Linked DNA regions of Homo sapiens: regions 2, 3, 4 and 5 are each linked to region 1. The links are chromatin contacts, found by Hi-C or POLR2A ChIA-PET in ENCODE. All regions are on one chromosome and are shown on one strand. Each heading gives the region's core, a stretch centred on a gene start or an enhancer-like site at or near the end of the contact. The rest is flanking DNA. Distances are from core to core; before and after follow the strand shown.

The links. Hi-C counts contacts between places; a loop is a spot of excess contacts on that map. ChIA-PET counts read pairs that join two places held with the same protein, here RNA polymerase II (POLR2A). Pooled maps may share reads with other maps.
Region 2: a map with no recorded cell type shows a loop between it and region 1 (3-fold over the local background). The contact joins two enhancer-like sites. A Hi-C loop is called at or near these places in 1 of 37 single-sample maps with no recorded cell type and 4 of 50 pooled maps. POLR2A ChIA-PET finds 5 or more read pairs at or near these places in 1 of 52 experiments (MCF 10A).
Region 3: a pooled map shows a loop between it and region 1 (2.6-fold over the local background). The contact joins two enhancer-like sites. A Hi-C loop is called at or near these places in 2 of 50 pooled maps. POLR2A ChIA-PET finds 5 or more read pairs at or near these places in 2 of 52 experiments (K562 and OCI-LY7).
Region 4: a loop to region 1 is called in a map of ascending aorta, with 7 times the contacts of the local background. The contact joins two enhancer-like sites. A Hi-C loop is called at or near these places in 1 of 168 maps with a recorded cell type or tissue (ascending aorta), 7 of 37 single-sample maps with no recorded cell type and 13 of 50 pooled maps. POLR2A ChIA-PET finds 5 or more read pairs at or near these places in 3 of 52 experiments (B cell, PC-3 and activated CD4-positive, alpha-beta T cell).
Region 5: a loop to region 1 is called in a map of IMR-90, with 2.5 times the contacts of the local background. The contact joins two enhancer-like sites. A Hi-C loop is called at or near these places in 1 of 168 maps with a recorded cell type or tissue (IMR-90) and 1 of 50 pooled maps. POLR2A ChIA-PET finds 5 or more read pairs at or near these places in 1 of 52 experiments (activated CD4-positive, alpha-beta T cell).

What each region holds. Positions count from the first base shown.
Region 1 is chr10:62,431,968-62,434,813 of GRCh38, reverse strand. It overlaps a transcript of ZNF365 not described here. Among named protein-coding and RNA genes, the nearest start is that of ZNF365, 59 kb to the right of the region's middle. Within about 2 kb of position 1,498, at least 7 of the 41 ENCODE cell types and tissues checked have a DNase peak (open chromatin) inside an H3K27ac peak, as active enhancers do.
Region 2 is chr10:61,941,717-61,944,562 of GRCh38, reverse strand. All of the region lies in intron 3 of ARID5B (AT-rich interaction domain 5B), which reads right to left. Among named protein-coding and RNA genes, the nearest start is that of ARID5B, 41 kb to the right of the region's middle. Within about 2 kb of position 1,467, at least 13 of the 41 ENCODE cell types and tissues checked have a DNase peak (open chromatin) inside an H3K27ac peak, as active enhancers do.
Region 3 is chr10:61,960,039-61,962,884 of GRCh38, reverse strand. The region is part of intron 3 of ARID5B (AT-rich interaction domain 5B); the gene reads right to left. Among named protein-coding and RNA genes, the nearest start is that of ARID5B, 60 kb to the right of the region's middle. Within about 2 kb of position 1,449, at least 4 of the 41 ENCODE cell types and tissues checked have a DNase peak (open chromatin) inside an H3K27ac peak, as active enhancers do.
Region 4 is chr10:62,051,084-62,053,929 of GRCh38, reverse strand. All of the region lies in intron 5 of ARID5B (AT-rich interaction domain 5B), which reads right to left. Among named protein-coding and RNA genes, the nearest start is that of ARID5B, 150 kb to the right of the region's middle. RefSeq lists an enhancer at 2,248-2,846. Within about 2 kb of position 1,494, at least 2 of the 41 ENCODE cell types and tissues checked have a DNase peak (open chromatin) inside an H3K27ac peak, as active enhancers do.
Region 5 is chr10:62,094,000-62,096,845 of GRCh38, reverse strand. ARID5B (AT-rich interaction domain 5B) reads right to left here. Exons shown (of 10, transcript NM_032199.3): 10 at 1-2,846. Among named protein-coding and RNA genes, the nearest start is that of LINC02621, 160 kb to the left of the region's middle. Within about 2 kb of position 1,430, at least 7 of the 41 ENCODE cell types and tissues checked have a DNase peak (open chromatin) inside an H3K27ac peak, as active enhancers do.

The DNA.
Region 1 (2,846 bases), core at 249-2,748:
AATGTCCCTTGTTAGCAGATGACTTTGTGAGAAGAGATTAAAACAGCTTAAGGAGGCTGCCCAGAGCTTGCACTCTGCAATGACAACACTAATTTTGTTCTGATTTCCAGTATACTTCCTTGCTTAGGGGAGAAATGTCCTATTTCACTGTCCTTCTGAGGCAGGCTTTCCTACTTCAAGTGGAGCCGGTTCCGTGCAGTCTTCCAAGTAGGTAAAGTCATTGACTGCTTTCAGTGCTTTCCCTGCTAGTCTCAGTCCCACCGACATCTAATTATATTAATATGCCAGAGAGAAAATGCAAGAAGGCTCTTCATTCTAGGATGAATGAATTGTTCAGGCCCTTCCTAAGAGGAAGTATCAATTTAGAGCAGGGACAACACACAGTCCTTGAGCACCTGAGGTTAAGTATACCCACAAACGTTTGTAAGCATTGTGATAAAGTTGCACATTAGCCCCACCAAAACCTCTCCACCCATCAGTTGATTTGTTTTTCATTTGATTGTTGTTTCTCCAATTTACAGGGAGAAAAAAAAAATAAGGTTTGCTGTGTTGAAGCACCACTGAGCAATCTTAGACCCGAAGCATATCTTACTGATTATCTAATTCAATGTTTCCCAAACTTGTCTGAACAAAAAAATCACCCAAGGTGCTGGTTAAAATATCAATTCTCAGGCCTCACCCTGCTGATTCGGATTCCGACAGGTTTGGGTGAGGCCAAGTGCATTCAGATTTTTTTAACACGTGCCCCAGGTGATCCTTATGTTCAAGCAGGTTTAGGAAACACTAACACACACATTTTCATTTACTAGCAGAAGAAACTAAGTCTGAGAAAGCCCTGAAAGTACATCTGGGTCACACAGCTCACTAAGAATCTTCAGTTCCTGGACCTGGATTCTTTCCCTTGTACCAGCCTGCCTCCACTAAATCTCCATCCCACTAAAAAACTATAAAAATACACACAAGGAAACTAAGCACCCCCAAAACGCCTTAACTTCCTCTGTATTTCCAAATGAAAATGTTAGCTGACTTATTTCAATATTTCCTTGTTGTGAAAACATTTTTTTTAACTCCAATCATAATGTGTGTTTGGCCTGGATTGGGGTCCAGGATTTAAAGGCAAGCTCTACCGATGCCATCTCAGGATGCTCTCAACCTGACTTGGAGCTCTGTGGAGTTGACCTTCTGCTTCTTAAATCCAAATCTGGATCGTCATCAAGTATCACTTGGTTTATCTGGTGAGTAAAGAATCCAGCGAGGTAGGTGTTCAGAGCCACTTTTTCATCATCAGGAACTAAAAGCAATTACTAATCTGTTTTCACTAATGCAGTCCATCTGTGCATGAGCAATTTGTGTGGTTTTCCTAAGAAGGACATCATATTCTCTGTTTTTTTAAATGCTTAATACTTGCAATCAGAGGGACAGAAATATCCAGCCAGCCCCAATTCTTATAAAACAGAGCTGAAAGCAGGTGATTCAGCTGACTTTAGATGACTCAGCCCGCCTCGATGGCCAAAGTTGGTGAGTCATTTGTCTACTGTCTGAGAGAATTCATTTCAGGAACCCAAATTTCAGGGGCCTCCAAAACTCATTAAACTGTTTAGTAACTCATTACTTCTATTGGAGTTATTGTAGCCTTTCCTTTACCTCAGTTTTTATTCCTGTTCAAACAAATCCAAATCAAACTTCATATCAAGCAGTAGGTTCTACAAGGAACAGTCCATGATCTAGGATGAATTTGAAGTTCCTTTTGGTTTGATTTCCCTGATAATCTGAGTTTTTAGGGAAAACCCAAAGTGTGGAGTGGTTTTGCTGTGGACAAATCCTTAAGTTTGTTAAATCTCATGATAAATGAAAAGTGAGAGGAGTTAATGCCTAATTTGGGTTTACTGGGAAAGATCTCCATGTACATTTTAGGGCTTTCAAGAGAATATTCTGGGGACTGAAACTTTTTCATATTATTTGAGATAAAGAAGTGGTCTTCTTCCTGATTTTCATCAATCTTACTGATATATTTGGAAATCTTTTAGGGCCTGATACTTATCCTAATTGGCTCTTGCAAAATTGCCCGTCTTCTGTCATTATAATAATGGTAATAGTTGCTATCATTTGTTGTGCATTTACATTTTACCCAACATCAGGCTAAACTGAAAATATGGAGGTATTAATATACTCACAATGGTCTTAAAAGGCAGTGGTCTTTTAAAAGATTTCAAGGTATTAATTGTTTAAGTAAGGGGCTTAGAAAAAGAACCCAGGAAATGTCAATGGTCAATCCATCTGTGCTAGGTTTGTAAATACTAAGGTACCCATTTCAGTGAAATTCTTCCTGGAAATCAGACTCCAAGACAGAAAAACAGAAGTCCCTCAAACTATAGGAGCAGCCCTGACCTGCTGTCATTCCTAAGGTTGCTTCCTGCTATGGAAGATTGAATTCAGGGTTGAATTAACAAAGTATTGGCTCAAATTACTTCTGAAGCACATGAGTAAAATGTCTGGGACCAAATGATGGAGACAATATGGGAAACAAGAAACTGCTCTCCTAAAAACTGCTCTCCTAAAATATCTTATTTGCCCCTCAGCTCCCAGCAATGCTAATCCGGACAAAGGCTGGACCCCTCACCTCCAGAGCCCATGTTCACAGGGCCACGGCTTGCAGGTTTAACCTGCATCCACTCATGAACAATACTGCTGGAAGTCTCAAGTGGCAGACAAATCACAGTAAACCAGACTAAAAAATAGCTTAAACATCTTCCAACACTTTATTTTTACAGATGTGAAAGCTGGGATCCCAAAAAGTGATTTGCCCATGCTCACAGTATGTTTTTGTGACCAACTGTAAGTTACCT
Region 2 (2,846 bases), core at 218-2,717, 490 kb after region 1:
GAACTCTGTAAGAATCAGTGTTACATAAAATAATTTGATTTTTTTTTCAAACTATAGCCCAAGGAATAAAAAAATGCAAGTTTGCTATGTTTAACTGATAGTGTTTATATTCCTTACTTACTAAAAATTTTGTAAAATGAAATAATTCTTCATTTGACTACTTTCAACTGCCATACCAAATATGGGTATCAAGTCCACTTTATTATAAAAGCTAAGTACTGTAATTCTAAAGACAAAAATAAATAACTAGAGGCTTGTGTGGTGAATGATTTAATCAACCCAATTCTTCTGGAAAAACAGGTTCTTGTGTTCATTATGCTTATGAATAATACATTCCTTAACCCTCCTATTTTAACATAGTTATTTTTCTTTTTTTTTTATAAACTTCAGTATGAAACAGTCTGAAAGAAGGTAAAATATCTCACTGAGTAAAGTCATAATTTGCATTGGTTTCATATTGAACTTTCTTTCTTTGAAAAGGACAAAGAGGAGGGAAGAGAATGAATGCACTTTACCACATTTCAGAAGTGTTTTTTAAGATTATTAGTTTTTCCACTATCCAGATCTGTAGTTTTAGTCATCAACCATTAAGAGTCTTAAATGAAAACTCTAGAGAGTTTTAAAAAGCAGAAAGATGACATCCTCAAATATTGTCTAAATGTGCTCCCTCAAGGGGGAAGGGGATAAAAAAAAAATGAAAGAGTTGTGATTTGAATCAGAGCATTTATTGGAAGCTGCCATGTGGGGCAGAGTTTCTCTTTGTGGAGTATTAATTTGTTGGCAGACACACATTTGTGAGAACATTCTTGTTTTTTTTTTTTACTATTCAGAGAGAGACAGGAAGTGACACAAACTGGAATTAAAGCGAACTTATTCTACCTAAACACTAAGCAAGAAAAGTGCTTTAATGAGCTTTTATATTTTAAAATCCCTTCTCTAAGAACCAATCTAATTATTTTGTTATTATTCATGTTTCAACATTATGAAATAACTCAGTTAAAAAACGATAACATGTTGGAGTTTTACTTTATCCATAGAAAGGTGAGATCTTTCCGTTCTTTGCTTACTTCCACCAGAAAAAAAGGGGGGGGGCCTCAAATAATCTCACAGTTCATCTTCTTTCTTTGGTAAGAACAATGAGGAGTTGGAAGGGTTCTACAGAAGGAAAAACCTAATAAGTGTGTGAATTTCCATTAACAATGTGGTATTGGAGGTGGTTTCAGTGTGACCAACAGAAAAGGAGATAAGAAAACCACTGCGGAGAAAGAAAAGTACAGACAACAAATATTTTGATGTTATAGAAGAGGCTGAAGAGAAAGTTGTGGGGACAGGAATGTGTACAGAAAATGACACCCCCTATCTCCTCAATATAAATCCTGACAATGTAGACTTACAAACCTTAGATTAGGCAGATAATGGAAACTCATTACATTAAGGAAAGTTTTTGTTTCTCTTTCCACATTATTACAACACAGTGTGCATTCCAATTACAAAAGCTATTTGTCTCAAATTCCCCACAGTTCATAGCAACTGAGTAGAATTTCAAGGCCCTAAATTCTATCCTTAAAGGGGTATTTTACATTAAAAATTTTTTAAGTACATGGTGTTTCTTGTGCCCCAGGAGAGAGCCTCCCAATCAACTCTCCTGTTGATCATTTTCCCTTCTTCAGCACTAATCATAAAGCTGTCTCCAAAATGAGACCAAAACAAACAAACAAAATCAGACTCAACCTAAAAGCCTTTTTTGTTTTGTTTTGTTTTGTTTTTGAGACAGAGCCTCGCTGTTGTCGCCCAGGCTGGAGTGCAAAGGTGTGATGATTTCGGCTCACTGCAACCTCTGCCTCCCAGGTTCCAGCAATTCTCTTGCCTCAGCCTCCCAAGTAGCTGAGATTACAGGCCCCTGCCACCACACGTGACTAATTTTTCTATTTTTAGTAGAGATGGGGTTTCACCATGTTGGCCAGGCTGGTCTTGAACTCCTGACCTCAGGTGATCCACCTGCCTCGGCCTCCCAAAGTGCTGGGATTACAGGCGTGAGCCACCGCACCCGGCCAGGAACCTTTTTATCAATACACATTCATTGGCCTTTCCTTACTCCTACTGAATGAAGAATCTAGAAAAGCTGGTCTCAGTAATCAGTATTGTTTTTTAAATTTCTTTCTTGAGTCTAATAAGCAACTAAATTTAAAAACCACTCATCTAGATTTTCCAGGCCAAACCACCTGCAAGTACTGTGAATATTCACTATAAACCAATTTCTTCTGGAATCAACTGCAAAAAGGTAGAATATGGACCTTCTTTTTTTTTAGAATCCAAGAGGATCAACCTTTTATTTCTTTGGGTGGAATTAAGAAATTAGACTTATTTTCCTGTTCATTAATAAATTATCCATTTTAAACACAATTTTAAACATAAACCTTGCTATAAATACTCTTGTTTATATGTGTGACATCAAGCTTAACCATCTACACATCCTTTTGTCCCCTGTGGGTTTCCTGTTTAATTTTTTATTAGTAACAGTATATTCCATAACACACACACACAAAATTAAACAAACAAAAGAAAGGTTTTAATGTTAAGGAAAACATAAGACAATGGTAATACAACTTAGATCATACATTAGGAAAGTAACACAACAGATGTATTATTCAGCATTACCGCAAGTCATAAGACTAGTTATTGTGTGTTCACAAAACTGGGGGGTGTAACAGTATATATAGGAAGATTATCAAAAAACTCTTTGGCTTTAGAAGGAAAACCACTAGTCTAATAATTGTCTCTAAATGTGCAGGTGACAATCAGGCTGCCATATCTAAAATGTTACTGTCTGACATCAACCAAAAGAT
Region 3 (2,846 bases), core at 200-2,699, 470 kb after region 1:
ATGTATTTATAGCCTTGTAAGTCATAATTACCAATCATTTACTCTAAGACCATAAATGCTTTTTGGTGACTTAACGGATAACTAACACTGTTAGTCGATGGATGAAGGTACTGCTCATATATGGGAAAATTTATTCTAGTCCAAACTTTAGGAGTTCATCTGTCAGATATTTTATGCCTCTATTCTTTTAATGATTCATTTACCTGCATAATATTTGTATTCAGAACTGCGGTGTTTCTAGCCAACGGCAGAATGCTCAGCTGAATTATCTTTTTCTTTCACAGCATAACAGAGTGGAGCACAGTCAAATTGAAGATGGCCTTCACTACACTGTCAGAATTAGATTGTCTGGCAAATGATCCAGGCCTATTTCTCAAACCCACATGTAATGTTCTGACTACCAACGTGCCCGTAGAGTCATTAACAAGCATCCTAAAACATGCTGTACATATTTAAATGATTAGGAGAGGAGTATGGATGATGAGGCTGTTTCTAATGGTGCTTCAGCTTTTATCAATTATGCAATGCAACACAGATGTGAGCCTTCACCTTTGTTTTTTGTGTGCTGCTAAAGTGCACTCCCTTTTAAAGCAGTGTTTATTTCCTTTTATCTAGCTTAAGCTCAGTGCTTGGGCAAGGGGGTTGTTCCAATGCAGACAATCCGAAGGATTCAACCTTGGCAAATCACCTTTGGCGAGGCAATTTCTGAAGAAGCTCATTTTACCCAGGACTCAGTTGTGCAACGTTATGCAATAACTGTTTGGGGCCAGTTGGTAGTAATAACAATTACCGTTTCCCTCACCCTGCTAAGATCTGTATTCAGAAATTGCCGAGAAGGCCGGGTGCGATGGCTCACGCCTGTAATCCCAGCACTTTGGGAGGCCTAGGCTGGCGGATCACCTGAGGTCAGGAGTTTGACACCAGCCTGGCTAACACGGTGAAACCCTGTTTCTACTAAAAATACAAAAAATTATTCAGGTGTGGTGGTGAGTGCCTGTAATCCCAGCTACTTGGGAGGCTGAGGCAGGAGAATCACTTGAACCGGGGAGGCAGAGGTTGCAGTGAGCCGAGATTGCACCATTGCACTCCAGCTTGAGCAACAAGAGTGAAACTCCATCTCAGAAAAAAAAGAAAGAAAGAAAGAAAGAAATTGCCCAGAATTGAGACACTGAGGTCCCCAAGCCCAATCAAGGGGCTAGGTATCAAACCACTGATAAGAGTCTGAGCATCTGGAAGGTAAGATTCATGCCTTTACTGTTCCTACAGCATTTCATCCTCTGGTGCTCAGTTAACACTGTAACTGACACGCGAAAAGGGCAGGTGCACGGTGGGTTATTTTCAGACTTCACATCTGTGTGGCAGTTACACTTCTGAGCCTATAGATTAATTCAGCGCAACCGGTTCCAACCCTTTCTAGCTTGTTGTTGACACGAGGCTTGCATGGTCTCAGAAGGTCTCAAAGCTATCGATAACCTAGGTTAGGCTGTTGCCCAAGAGAAAAGCCTCAAAGGAAATGACTTAACTGTGGTATACACTAGCGGTACCCAAGTCAATGTTAGGTGGTACATGGATAAACATATTTTTTATTTTAAGGATTATATATTTACCTTCACCATTAATTATAGCAAGTGATACAGGTTTTCCATTTACAGTGATGATATAAAATTTCCTACTTAAAGTTCTTTAAATTAAAAAGCAATTAATTTAAAGAAAAATTAAGTAAATAATAAAACAGTGTTATTGGTATGGCAAGAACTATAAAGTTGCTTTATAAATGACTAAAGTCTAGGATATCCTGATTTAAGGCTTAAGAGTTTAATAATGCTACCATGTATCAAGTGCTTTATGGCACCAGAAAAATGTCCATAAGCACCTGGGATTCTATATGTTATTAAATCCTACAGTATCCCTATCAGATAGATTTATTATACCCATTTTACAGATGAGAAAACTGATACTCTACAACTTGCCGAAGGGCATAAAGCTAGAGATTGGGGATCCAGAGTGCTAGTCTATGTCTGCCAGACTTTTAGTCCCTTACCACTACATTATGTTGCTGCCAAGTACAAGATTTAAGGTCTAATCATCCATCCATTCATCCAACATACCTACGGAGCACCTATGATATACCTAACAATGTCCTGGATTAAAAGAAGGGGGCCCTCATTTCCTTCCCTTCAAGTAGCCTAATCTAGTAAATGGCAGATGAGATCTTGGTCAGAGGGGAAAAAAAAGGGCTTCTCATCTTGGGCTTCAACTCATGCTCAAGGAGGCAGGCTACATTTTGGCCAAAAACAATATGCAGAACTCCCTACTTAAAAGACAAAACTCATAATCTTATAAATATTTAGAATATTTATAAGTGAATATTTAGAATATTTTATAAGTGAGCAGGAGACTGATTCCTATAATAAACACATTGCTGTTAAAAGAGGCAAAAGGCTTCCAAAAGAATCCTTAGGCAAGTCTCATTTTATGAAAACCCTATATATAAAAATTAAGCCATAGAAAATGTGTTTCCATTACAAAACGTGCTCCACTTTACCAAAAGGAGTTTCAGTAGGACTTCCTACTGTTGTGAGCTTCCTTGGAGCTTTCTAAAGAGAAAGTAACTACTGAAGACATTACTGTACGTAGTATTTCCATGCTGTCCAGACAGTAGAGAATGAATATTACCTATTGTCTCCTGTTGTCAAAATTTATAATTTGAAAATATAAAAGAAAAATATATGAAATAAGACAGTCATGCCCTTCCTTCCTACACATTCATGAAAAAAGAAACCCTCCAATCTGAAAGAGGAAACCCACCAACCAAGCGGGTAGACACACATCATCCTTGTTTTCCT
Region 4 (2,846 bases), core at 245-2,744, 380 kb after region 1:
TTGCTAGGTGACCCTCAGTTTCTACCTTAGTAAAGCAAAAATGATAATCCCTGGGAATAGTTCTGAGGACCAAATGAGAGGAAAAATATTGAAAATAATGAAAGTATCACATTTGTGAAATATAGAAAGTATGTTTATGGTTTAAATGAACACACTTCCCACCACAGTTTCCTTTTTTGTGTTCCTTTTAGAATATAAACCACCTGTAATACACTTCTGCCCTTCAGAAAATGCATACGGGATATTAAAAATAATTTGCCTTCTATCAATGTAGGCCTTTTATTAGGGTCCTATGCCATGAAGATTTCTGTTATAGATCACTCTATGAAAGGCCTGGGCCTCAGGTTCACTGCTTTAAGATTATTCCAGAAAAAAATGGCAGGATTTGGGCTGAACACAGTCATGAGATCTTCAAAGAACTGGTAGTTTCCTCCCCACGTGACACTTGCTGTCTTTGGGGAGCCATGTAATTCTCTCTCCGTTGGAAAACATGGTCTTGCAAAGCTGGTTTTCATGTTCTCATTGAGGGAGTGCAACGTTTTGATGGCGACCGGCAAATCACTTGACTTATTTTTCCAGTCATGAACACAACAAACCCAGTGGGTCCCACTCTAAGAGCTTTGCTGTGTGGAGCTGCATGAAGTTGGTGCTTAGTTAGAAATGGTCTGTTTGAGGCACTTTTAAAAAGAAACAGTCACATGGGTCTTGGTCACAAAGTCAAACAGCTCACTGTCCTCTAAGATGCTGCTTTCAATTCAACAGATGATTAGATGGTCACAGACTCATAATCTCTACTGCAGTGTTTCATGAGAAAAGACCATGTTAAGACACACATGCTTTTTAATGACTGTCCTCATCCCAGATGTGGCTTGTTCATTCTGTAGGGATTTTACATCTGCCTGTTGGTGTCAACAGACAAGCTCGTCACACTTCATACCTACTGATCTTTTTGCTTAAGTGGTCTTGCCAGACCCACTGGAAGCAGCCAAGGCATGACTGTAATCCAAGACTCTGAAAAGAGCCAAGCCATTAGACCAGTCCCTAGGAGCTGACTGCAGCATGACATTCATCTGTTCACCATTGAACACCAACGGTGGAAGAATGATCCATCTCTTTGTAAAGATTCTGACGGGCAGCACTGTTGCGGGGATGGAGTAAAGGCGTCACTTAGAAAACCCAGGACTGACTTCTATCCTTCTTGTTAAGAAGTCAGTGAACATCAAATATGGCCCATCTGTATAGCAGGCTCTTGTTCTTCTCGGCTTTGTGAACCCAACAGTGAGTTCTGAGCTGCCTTCCATGGAAAGAAACATTGGAGGTCTGCTCTTTCAGATCAATTGTATGAGTTCTGTAAAATTCTCAGAAGCAGACCTTGGTGGTGATTCCAAGTGGCATGGGAAGGAGCTTTATCCTGCCGGGCTCAGGTACAGAATATGCTGGAGTAAACAAATGCTGTCAACCAAGAAGGATGGGCTGGGCACCAACAGAAGGCATGGGCAGTACAAGCTCTGCTGAATGTTATGGTCTTGAAACCTTCTTGCGCCATTCTGCAGGATCTTGCAAACTACATAGTAGGGAATGAACTGTTCCTGCTGACATCCTTCAAGACGATGGAAACCAAAGTCCTAGGTAGATAGTTCTAGGGCTGAGGTGTCCAACTTACAAGAAAATGTCATTCATGGCATCCATGTGGAGTTAATTCGCAGAAAGTTAAATGTGCAAAACAACAATAACTTTAGGGAAAGAGATTTGTTTTCAGCAAGAAACTGGAAAATACACATTTCTACTGGTTGATCTCTTCTTAACCCTTTGGAATCTTAGAAGTATGAAGAAATTCTAAGCAAAAAAGTCCTTAAAATTTCCTAATGAAACAATGATGCTTAAAGATAAGATTTTTTAGAATGTGAAAGTCTAAGATTTACTTCATTACACTGGGAAGGAGGTAGAGTACATGGCAGAGAAACAGTAGACTGTCAACACAGAACTTAACTCATGTTTTTTTTTTTCTACATCAGACTCTTCCAAATTCACCACTAATCAAAATGGTCCCATTTTCAGAAGTTTAGTTATTTGATCTGGAAACTGGTGTCAGTTGAAATCTGTTCGTCAACTAAAATCCTAAAGGGACGATTGCTGTCTTTAGCACAAAAATAACACCTAAATGCAGTAAACAGAACCATGGAAATCTGACCCAAGCCCACAAAAGTCAGAAAGGTAAGTCTAAAAATATAAAGTGATACTTTACCCTTTGTCGTGCAAAATACTTCAGGCATGCATGCACTTTCAAGATTCCAAAGAATGCTTAGGTAAAAAATTGACCTGGGTCTTGAACAACAGCGTAGAATTTACTTTCATTCTATGTTAACAGAGATCTTTAAAAGTATATAAATGCTTGTGGGCATATGTATACATCTAAATATTTTGCTATGTATCTTTAATTTTAGTCTAATGTAAATTAGAAGTGACTTTGAAAAATACATAACTAAAAAGATTAATTCTAGCTATTTCTAATTTCATCCTCTGTTAATCTCCAAAACACATTTAGATGAACACATTCAGAAAGAGGACGGTTCAGCTGGTCTATTTTTGACACAAGCAGAGTAAACTATGTCATTGTGTCACCCACTATGAAATCTCAGCCTCAATGACGTGGGTGCTTAATCATCTGTCCTTTACTCATAACAGGCCAAACTGGGAGGTAGGAAGTCTTTCTGTTGACTAATCAAAATGCCTACCTCCCCCAGCCCACGGCAACCAGGGGAAGGGAGGTGGCAGGAACAGGCACAGCATAGAGCTTCAAAAGCTCTGAATACCAAAGTCAGATGCTGAATTGAAAACTGCCTCCA
Region 5 (2,846 bases), core at 181-2,680, 340 kb after region 1:
ACAGTATCAAAAGCAGTAATAAGTACAATTTGGAAAACATACAAAATTGAGTGTTTATAGTTGGCTCAGCATTCTTCTGGTAGTGTTTAAACTAATGCAAAGGTTACTCAATAACCTCTCCATTGGGAAACTATATAATATCACTGGGCCATGTTGCTATATACAAATAATCACCTTACAGAGCATAGAGGTTACATAGCTGGAATCACCAAAAGTATACAATATTTACAACACAGGAAAGTTTAAAAAAGTATAAACAGCCAAGAGATTATGCTGCTATTCTTCAGACATATTTCAACCATGAGGAGACAGGCAGAATATCAAATACACTAACAGCCAACACTGGACTTTAAGTGCTCAAGATAATCATTGCAATGGTATGGGTCTCACCAGGGCAAACTCATTCCCATTTCTCTTTAAAATTGGGACAAGAGTAAAACTAGACCAGATGCGACTTGGCTGACCACCACCAAATGTGACTTTGTGGGACGATAAGTGAAGAGAAATAAATGGTTCTCTTTGAAGGCACACTACATAAAATATTTTTGTGGGACCACCTCGAAATTTCCATCAGACACACCAACACAGTGAAATACAGTACTTGAGAATTCATGCACCAGGTCAGAAAGTTGTAAAGTTAACATCGAGTTTTAACAAACCCTTCTGTATATGCCCTGATAAACAAGTGAACTTAAGAGCTTCTAGCTAGTAAATAAATAAGTCAGTCCTGTGGCAAATATTACAAGTTTGAATCACTTACTAGAAGAATACTTAATTCCGAAACTCGGTTGGGCTGTTTTTATTTTTTTATCATGTGGAGTTGCCAAACATTAAACCAGAAGTTGCATGGAAGTTTTTTAAAAATATTATTTAGAATCTCCAAATCTCCAATAAATCACAGACTTAGTGCATTTTGAATTGCAACATTTCTTGGAAGCCACACTCAGTAAATAGATTTATGACTCCACTGCCAATTCGATTCCACAGTTTCCTTTACAGAACTACCAATAACAATGGTTTGATTGCACAAAGAAAGGCTTGTGCAATTCCATTCAATAATAAGGCCCCTTGAACTCAAACAATGCAAACAAAGCCTTATTTAAGACATTTTAAAACGTCGTTCTCAGCCAATGAAGAATTCAATGGTCTTTTTGAAAGATTTCCAAGATCTCTGTTCAGAGTTTTAAAACAAATAACACACTGCTTCTGTTGGGAATGCGTACCCCCATTTCTCTTTATTTGTCCTGATGTTTTGCCGAGGGTATGAGCTTCCTCAGACAGAAACAGTGAGTCTCCTCTCAGAAGAGATGAGAAAAACAAAAGCTGGACTATGTTAACATTGTTTGAAAATGGTGTGATCGAATTCCAACATGATGAAACCAGACTGAAATCATTGCAGTGGAAAAAACAAATGCCCCATATTCCAAATAGGTGAGCTCCACCGGGGACAGATGCCCCCCCTCCTTTTTTTTTTGAGACACGAACTCATAGAAACCACATATGACCTAGCCCATGTCTGCTGCAGAACCACCGAAGTTTCCTTTTTCTTCCATGTCCTCCGATTCTGTGACCATTCAATCTAGTGCAACTTTCTTATATGTGTCCTGGCTAGCATCTTGCCAGCTGGAATTGAGATTTTTCCCCCCTCTAGCTTGTGCAATAGCAGGATAATCTGCACTCACACATTTATAATCTAAATTCTACTAGTCTATCTATGGTTCTATTAAATATATATATATATATTATTCCACAGGAAGGTAAATAATTAATTGAAGCAAATGGAACTCTTAACACTGGATCTCTACATTCTTTTGTTTCCACCTTTGGATATTAAGTATGTTACATTGAATATTTGGCTTCATATCATGGAGACATTTCAATACAAATGCACGGCATGCATGGCTTTGTTTAAGAGCCGCAGTTTCATTGTTATCAGTTTTGATTATTTTGCAGTCGAGTTACCTATTTAGAAGTTGAAAATTGTCACCAATTTTCCCAGAATTAAGTATCTCAGAGGTAAAAGACTTAGTTAACTATGGTTCTAAAGTCTACTGGTAGTGTTGCGGGAGGGGCACAGTGGGTTGGGGAGTTCATCCAAGCGGTCTTCAGCAGGGATGGGACTTGGGGAGAAAATCCACTCTCTGTATCCATTGACTTTTAATTAATACAGTTAGAAAATGTGTCCACCTTAATGTTATATCTCGGTAGCAAATGGAATACAGTGGCAAGAATGACAACGGACATTCTCCACATCTTTTCACTGCCTGAGCAGCTTGACCATTTACTTCCCACAATAAAAGAAACCAGAAAGTGGACTGTATTGCCAGGTGGTTAAAAACATGACCCAAACCACCTTACATGTTTCTGTGTGTGTACACACAAAACTCACACCCCATAAAACCAAATAGGATGACTTTTCTTTTGAAAAGGCTAATCCAGTATGTCAGTTATCCCCAAAGATGTGGCCTGGGAGATTCTTCTTGGGAATGACAAGAAACCAACTGGATGAAAACAACATGACTACTTATCACTCAAAAGACCGAGGCTAGAGAAGCTATCAGGACTGCAGCTGCTCCTCTTCTGGCCAGTTGAGCTCCATCCTCTTCCCAACCCCCTTTCCCAGACCATTTAAAGGAATCAGTGCCAACGCCAATGTAAATCATTTTGGCTCCTGTTCTAATTTCTGAAATTCCTAAAATATCTGTGCAGCCCACAAATATGTCCTCTAGACTCTGTTGTTATTCGGCAGCTTGCTGCCAGTGAGGTTTTTGTTTTTATGATTCTCTGGTATGTAGGACAGTTTCACAGCCTAGATAAGGTAAGTACAATGCTCAATATTTTCACAG